2 separate regions of the Mus musculus genome follow, and region 1 is linked to region 2. Evidence: chromatin contacts called from ENCODE Hi-C data. All regions are on one chromosome and are shown on one strand. Each heading gives the region's core, a stretch centred on a gene start or an enhancer-like site at or near the end of the contact. The rest is flanking DNA. Distances are from core to core; before and after follow the strand shown.

Evidence for each region. A loop is a pair of places that touch in the nucleus more often than their neighbours do.
Region 1: a loop to region 2 is called in a map of T-helper 1 cell, with 2.3 times the contacts of the local background. The contact joins the promoter of Lrrc8e here to the promoter of Pcp2 in region 2. A Hi-C loop is called at or near these places in 2 of 37 maps with a recorded cell type or tissue (T-helper 1 cell and T-helper 17 cell).

Annotation. Positions count from the first base shown.
Region 1 is chr8:4,225,247-4,229,353 of GRCm38, reverse strand. Lrrc8e (leucine rich repeat containing 8 family, member E) reads right to left here and starts at 2,527. Exons shown (of 3, transcript NM_028175.2): 1 at 2,349-2,527.
Region 2 is chr8:3,623,740-3,627,417 of GRCm38, reverse strand. Pcp2 (Purkinje cell protein 2 (L7)) reads left to right here and starts at 2,382. Exons shown (of 4, transcript NM_001129804.2): 1 at 2,382-2,416; 2 at 2,518-2,632; 3 at 2,786-2,910. The coding sequence starts at 2,414. It overlaps Pet100 (PET100 homolog), which reads right to left. Exons shown (of 4, transcript NM_001195244.1): 4 at 3,183-3,678.

The sequences.
Region 1 (4,107 bases), core at 1,278-3,777, 600 kb before region 2:
TGAGACAAGGCCTCTCCTTGAAATCTGAGGGTGAGCATTTTCACTGGACTGGCTGGTCATTCTGGAATCCACTAAGGTTACCAAAGTGTGTCACAGTGCCCTGCTTTTATGTGTGTAGAGAAAGAACCTTGGAGTTGGCTCAAGACACCCCAAGACCAAATCAGCACAAAGGAGATTTATTTGCTCCAGAGGGGCAGAGGGCATGGAATAAGAGATGAAGAGACAGAAGATGGAGGCCGAGGTAGAAGGCGAAAGGAACAGGCAGAGGGGAAAGGGATAATTTACCCTGGAGAACAAAAGACTTTCTCTGGATAGTAGGAGACAGAGTTGGCCCATAGGAAAGTGGACGTTTATAAAGGTAAAGGAGAAATCTGTGTTAGGATCAGGAGTTCAGTTTTGATTGGATATGTTAATTAGGTGAGCTAAGGGGGCTTCTGATTCCTGGACTTCAATACTTTGTTACCTGTATTTTGGCAGTCAGTCTCAGGAGAGGGAAGTAGCCAAATAAGGAAATAAACCTTAGGGGCTAGCTTCAGAAATGTAATCTAACAGTTTTTAGCAAAGCAGATGGAAATGGGGGTCGGGGGAGAACGGCAAGGCCTGCCACAGCCATGCTTGCCATGCTCAGGTTGGCTAGAGTTCCTTTAATGTGGGCATGAGATGCAAACTCAGGTGCGCCTGCCTTTGCAGCAAGCACTTTACCCACTGGTCCACCCTCCAGCCCTCTTGTATCCCTCAAGTTTTTTGAAACAAGGTCTTACTATGTAGCCTTGTCTAGGCTGGTGCTGGCTATGTAGAACAAGATGAACCGAAAATGTACTGGGATTACAGAGGTGTGCCACCATGTCTAGCCTAATGCTGAGTTTTATCCCAGTTTGGGAAGTATAAGTGTGAGGGTCTTTGTCCTTTCATCTTGGAGGATGAACATAACTCGCTGAGGATTTCACTGCTACAAGTATCACTTGAGCCTGCCCAGCCAAAGTCTACCTCCTGTTTGATGGCACCAACTCTGTTTCCACCCACTGAAAGCACCCCTCATTGAGATGCAGCCTCTATGTATGTAAGGAGTGCGCTTTGGGGAAATGGTTCAGTAAGTGAAATATCTGATGCACAAGCACGAGGATCCGAGTGATATTCCCAGCACCCACATAGAAGTGGGCAGGGTAGCCTAGATCTACCAACACCCCCTTCCTATCTTGCAAGCTCCTTCCCACAGCTAAGCCTTAGCACTGCTCCTGCTGATGCAATGGAGGCAGGGGATGTTCCCAACCTCAGCCTGTCTCCCCAGCTGTAGCTCATATGCTAAGGGCCGAGAAGAGACAGAAGAGTTTTCAACTTTTAGAATACAAAGTCAGAACTAGGAATGTGGCCTAGTTGATAGAGTGCTTATTCAGGCCCTGGGTTCAATTCCCAGCATCTCATAAAACCTGGAATGGTGGGTGCACATCTCTATCATACTCCTTAGGATAGAGGCAAGACGACCAACACATTGAGCTCACCCTAAGCTGTGTAGCAAGCAAGCTTGTTAGAAACAGGCCAGCATTATATGACCTTGTCTCCAACAAACCAACAACAACAACAGCAACACCCCAAAACACAGGGCTGCGGAGGTGGCTCATTGGACAAAGGCACCTGTTGCCAAGCTAGAAGACCTCAGTGCAATCTCAGGGACCCATAGGTGGAAGGAGAGAACCAATTACTACAAGTTGTCTCTGACCTCGATGAGAGTGCCGTGGCATGTATGCACACACACACTAACTAACTAACTAACTAGTAAAGAAAAAAATTAAGCTCTTGAAAAACTAATCCCTACACTTCTCACAAGGGGGATAAAGAGGTAAGGGAAAGACACCCCTAGAGGAAAGTCTTGGGGGCCTATAGACTCCTAGGCTAGCCCCTTCCCAAGCTTATTCTGCTGGGATTTGGAAGGGTTTTTTGTAGTCTTCAAATATAAGAACCTTGAAATGTAAGGGAGCAGGCTTGTGAGGGTGGGGTTCTGCAGCTTTTAGGGCGCTCATGAAGATGAGCTCTGTCTTTCTCAGCTACCTCCACCACCCCACGCTGGGACAGGCTGCCAAAGACTGTCAAAGTCGACTCCTGCCTGTTGATCTCTCTTCCTTCGCTTGATCCCGAACTGCCTGGATCCCAGGACACCAGCTCCCTGGGGCCAAGCTGGGGATTACCGCACCCCTCTCCCAGCCCGGGCTTTCAATGTGTGTGGGATTGCTCCGGCCAAGGCCACGGAACCACCCACACCTGAGCGACTCCCTCCACTCCTCCGGGCCATTCCCTGGGTCCAGGTTGATCTACACGGTGGGACGAAAGCCTCCCAAGCCCCCGCTACTTACTCACTGCTCAGGGATGGAACTCCGGGGCCCAACTTCTAGATGCCTGGGAGTAGATCGACCCGGACTCCCGCAGAGTTCCCGGGCGGGCCAGAGAGGGTGAGTCAGGGCGGGCTGGGCCAGGAGCCGCCCCGCCCCGCCCCCGGGATTGTTCGGCCCCGCCTCACTACAGACGCTATCAGGTCGACCCCACTCCACGCCACGCGATCGCTAACAAGGAGAGATATTCCTGAGACAAGGGTCTGTAGAAGTCTGCAGTCCCTCTACCTCCTGGCTGTGGGGGCAAACTGGTATCCTGTAGATGCTCCACCTGGACAGGTGTCAGCGAAGTGGTTCTGGGGAGAATTTCCTTCAACCCCTAAGCATCCCCAGCTGGCACTAAAGCTCAGTGGAGGCACAGGCACCACAGGCTTCCGGCCGGCAGGGGAAGACCAAGAGCAGAGGACTATCCCTCTTCCAGAGCTGGCCTGCCATCAGGAGCTGTGCCCAGCCACAGGAAGCTAACCCAAGGTCTTGACTGTCTCTGCTGAAGCTTGTGGCCCATCCTGAATTTTGGAGGGCTGGAGTAGGAACTAACTCTTTTCCTCAACCTGGACTGTTCCAGGTAGTAGAGTTGGGCATGCAGGCGAGGGGGTAGGGGAGCCTGGAACTACTTCTTACTTCCCCACCCCTTCTCTTCAAACTAGTTTCAAATTCTCCAGGTAGACAAGGATGACCTTGAATTTCTGATCCCCCTGCCTCCAGCATCAGAGTCCCTACCACCTGAGAGGATTACAAGAGGGTTTGCAGGCTGAGGGATTACAGGCTAGGGCCACCATGTGTAGTTTATTTAGTGGTGGGGATGGAATCTAGGGCTGTGTGTATGCTAGGCAAGCCTAAATCTTCAGCTTCTGAAAGGTTCATTAAAAACCAAACCGACAAAACAAAAACTCATCCTATCCCACCACTACCACCACCACTCCCCAGGCCTCACAAGAAACTATCAACTCCCCATCATAGACCACCAAACCAAGAATACTGCCTATTTCCATCTGAAGGCAGGCAAATTTGAGCCTTCATCTATTCTATTCTTAGTGTGAAAATACTTTCTTAATGGGAAACCTATTTAGATTAATGAGGAAAGTGAGCATGCCCCACCCCCACCCCTCTGCAGGAGCATGCACACAGAAAAGAATTTGGAAGCTGGAGAGTTAAGAGTATACATTGCTCTTACAGAGGACCTGAGTTCAGGTCCTAACACCCATATCTGGTGATTCACAATTACCCACAATCGTAGAGGATTTGATGCCGCCTTCTGGCTTCTGTGTGCTCCTGTTCTCTTTTACACATACGTAATTAAAAATGAAAGAAATCTCTCTTTTTTTTTAGAGAAAAATCTAGCACTTGGAAGAAGACACAGGTCTACATTGCTGTTGGGCACCCACTGGAGAAGACTACAGAAGCTAAAAAGCAAAGTTAGCACACTTAGAGACTTTCCCAGAACTATGAACTTTGATAGATTAGATTTTGTTTTTATTTTAGCTGGTGGGGCTGTCTACATGATGAATTTTATGGCTTGAATGGTACTTCCATCATGGAGTCAGTTGTGCTAGAGTCTGGGGATCTGTTACACAAATAGAGAGTTCCAGGTCAACCAGGTCAACATAGTGAGACCCTTTTTTTTTTTTTTTTTTTTTCATCCTCCAGAGACTGGAAGTGAGTCGGAATTCTCTAAGCCTGGAGTGACTCTTCAGGTAGCTGAAGAACAAACCTTTCTGTGTTT
Region 2 (3,678 bases), core at 1,133-3,632:
GCCTCTTGTCCCTTTTATAGGAGAGATAACACAGAGTTGCCCCTGTAAATGATACATTGTTAGAAAAAAAAAACAATGAAAGGAAAGAAATAGGAAGAACCATTCGTGTGAAGGGGGCCTCAGGTTTAGTGTATGTCTTAAAAACTTAAAGTTCACATCAGATCTAAGAAACAGGAACTTACTCCTAACTCTTAACTGCACACACAGTCCTTAACCTGCAAGGCATGTATTTCCTGTCTTGGTCTCGTGGGCGTTTGATCCTGGATAGTTTTATGTAACTCTGGTTGACCTGGAGCTTCCTATGTAGTTCAAGTTGGCCTTGAACTTGAGATCTTCCTGACTCGGGATTACACGTGTGTCTCAAAGAAGTGGACAGTGTTCCTGAGAATGACAGCAGGAGTTCCAGGGCAACCAGGGCTACATTTTAAGAAAGGGAGGGAGGGAGGAAGAAAGGAGAGAGGGGGAAGGGCTCAGTGCTTAAGAGTACTGATTGGCTTCTCTTCCATAAAACCCAGGTTCAATTGCCAGTTCCTCCATGGTGACTCACAACTATCCATAACTCCAATCTCAGGGGTCCAAATGCCCTCTGCTGATCTCATGAGCACATCATATACTTGCAAGCAAAATACCCAGATGCACAAAATAAATACAAAAACAACTCTAAAGCCAGGATGCTCGATGCCACGCCAGCCTAGCAATCCAGGACACACAATTTTCCAGGCCATGTCTCAAAAATAGAGGTAGAGAGCACTACAGAAAGACGCCTGGTGTTGACCTCCAGTCTTCATATGAGCATGCACACACCACACGTGCACACATACACTACTATGCAGACCCATGCACACACCACACGTGCACACATACACTACAACAAACCCATGCACGAACCACATGTGCACAATACACTACTACACAGATCCTACCTCACTTGCCCCAAGTGAAAGAAAATTAACTTTTTAACTTTATTTATCTAAACACTTTAAAAGATTTGTTTTATGTGTATGGCTGCTTTACCTGTATGTATGTCTGCACACCATGAGTGTTCCTGGTGCCCAGAGAAGCCAGAGAAGAGCAATAGATCCCTTAGAACTGAAGCTACAGATGGTTGTGAGCTGTTATGTGGGTGCTGGGACTCAAACCTAGTACTCTGGAAATGCAGCTAGTGCTCTTAGCCCATGAACTACCTCACTATCCCAGAAAAAAAGAAGCTTAACTGGTTTCCTGAAAGGTATCTTGGAGATAGGAACAGACTCTCAGAGCATGGTCAGAAAGCCACAGCTCATCAATGAAATGGTCAGGGACTTCCTGTCCTGCTCCATGCATAAATGAAAGACGAAGACAACTCAAATTGGCATTTGAGGGGCAGATAAACAGGAGCATCCGGTAGTTTCACAGGTGGTCGGGTAGCAGGAGCCGGGTTGGTTGGTTGGTCTGTGGAGAGTGCAGGGATTAAGGGAAGAGGCCTGGACCCCAACTTCTTCCTTGGCTACCCCCCTGAAAATGTCACCTGCCTTGCAGTGGACGAACTCACAGGCAGGAATGGGTTGGCTTGGGTGGGGACATCCTGCAGGTTCCACCCTCATGTTGGTTGATCTTCAACATTGTACTGACTTCTTCCCACTTGACATTCCTCAAGGTCCTGTGATCATGGCTGGGTCTAGTGAGGTTCAAACCTGCACTGCCCTACCCACACCCACACCCAGCTCAGCGTCAGTCAGGATCAACAATTACCTAGAGATCATCTTTCTGGGGCTTAAGCATTGGTGGGAGCAGATGGGATATGAGCTGGGGATTTGGGAATGGGGGAAGATATCTGCTCCCCCTCCCCCTACACCCTAGCCTTTTAAAAGGCCTTCTCAGGTCAGAGACCAGGAGAAAAGTATAGGAGAGATACACAATGGACCAGGAAGAAGAAAAGGGAGAGGGAGGCTCAGACCTTCTAGACAAGGTAAGAGGGCTCTGGCTGACTCCACCATCCGCTTCTTGAGGTCTCGGCACCTGTAATTGACAAGATTAATTCATTTATAGGGCATCTAATTAGCAAGCAAGTCTCTGGAGTCCCCTGACCCAGTTACTATAACACACAGGGGGTATAGGTAGGAGAGTATAAGAGCCCCTCCTCAGGGCAAATGAATGGATTCTTAGTACTGTCCCCCAAGAGATAGTAGGTACTAGGATTTAGGGGCACTTCTGAGCCCCATTTCCCTGGTAAGTGTCCCAACCCCCCAAATCAACCCAAGCCTGGTCTCAATCTAGGACAGTGGTAGAATGCTGTCCCTAGAGTCAGTACCATGTGAAATTGTGCTGCAGGCAGGGGCCCCAGGCTGGGAGGTGGGGGTTGGGGGAGTCAGGGGCAGGTCAGGGAAGGAGACTCAGGTTTCATTTAGAGAAATTCTGCAGACCCGTGAGGACTATGGTGAGAGCAGAGATGGGAAGGCAGGCACTGTTTCGGGTGGATGCTGTCTGGAAGACAGGGAAGGCACAGACCAAACTAAACCAATCACGTCTGTCCCCAAGGCAGGTTCACCGGACCAGGAAGGCTTCTTCAACCTGCTGACCCACGTGCAGGGCGATCGGATGGAGGAGCAGCGCTGTTCCTTGCAGGCTGGGCCAGGCCAGAACCCAGAAAGCCGTAAGCAGGGCGTGATTGGGCCGTGTGTGTGTGTGTGTGTGTGTGTGTGTGTGTGTGTGTGTGTGGCAGGAGTGCTGGGGTTCTGGGATCTTGTGGATCTTGGGACTCAGGATGGGGTCTGTATTCATGCCTGCCTGTCTCTGCTCCAAGCAGAGGGTGGCCCTGCTCCAGAGATGGACAATCTCATGGATATGCTGGTCAACACCCAGGGCCGCCGCATGGACGACCAGCGTGTAACAGTTAATTCCCTGCCTGGCTTCCAACCTATCGGCCCCAAGGTAGGTGATGTCCAGATTACCTGTGAGACTCCACATAGCTCTCTAAATCTATGACCTGTCTCTAGGCAGGAAAGGAGAGGACCCTATGAACACGTAAAGTGCTATGGGCTTAAGGTCAGGTGGCAGGACTCATGCTAGTGCAGAACTATGGCTGGAAATTACAGTTCCTGCTCCAACATCTGTATATTTGGGAGAGGCCACAGGGAGAAAACAGGCAGTTTTCCTGGAAGGCATATGAATGCATACCCCTATAAATCAATGAAGAGTAGGGCTTCTGTTTGGGAGTGTTTTGCTTTATTGTTTTTGAGACAGGGTTTCATGTAGCTCTGGCTGGCATGTTCTCCTACATGTGCATCCTGGGTTCTGGGATAACAGGTGTGAGTCACCATGAGTGATGTATGTGGGTAGGGATAGAACCCAGGGCTTTGATGCAGTCTCTATCAACTGAGCTCCAGCCCCAGCCCTATGTCTGTGTACATTAGCATACATGTTTAGAGCTCCGGGCACACGTGTGCACACGCAGGTGGAGGCCAGAAGTCAATCTCCTGCCCTGGGAGCTTTCAGTGCCCTGGAACTCCAGGTAGATCAGGCTCTCTAGCTAGGAAGCCCTTGGGATCCTCCTGACTCTTAAGCACTGAGATTACAAGTGCATAAACCCACACCTGGCTTAAACTCAGGTCTTCAAATGAGCATAGCAAGGATTTCAATGACTGAGCTATCTTCTCAACTCAACTGTTTGTTTGTTTGTTTTAGTATTTAGCTTTGAAC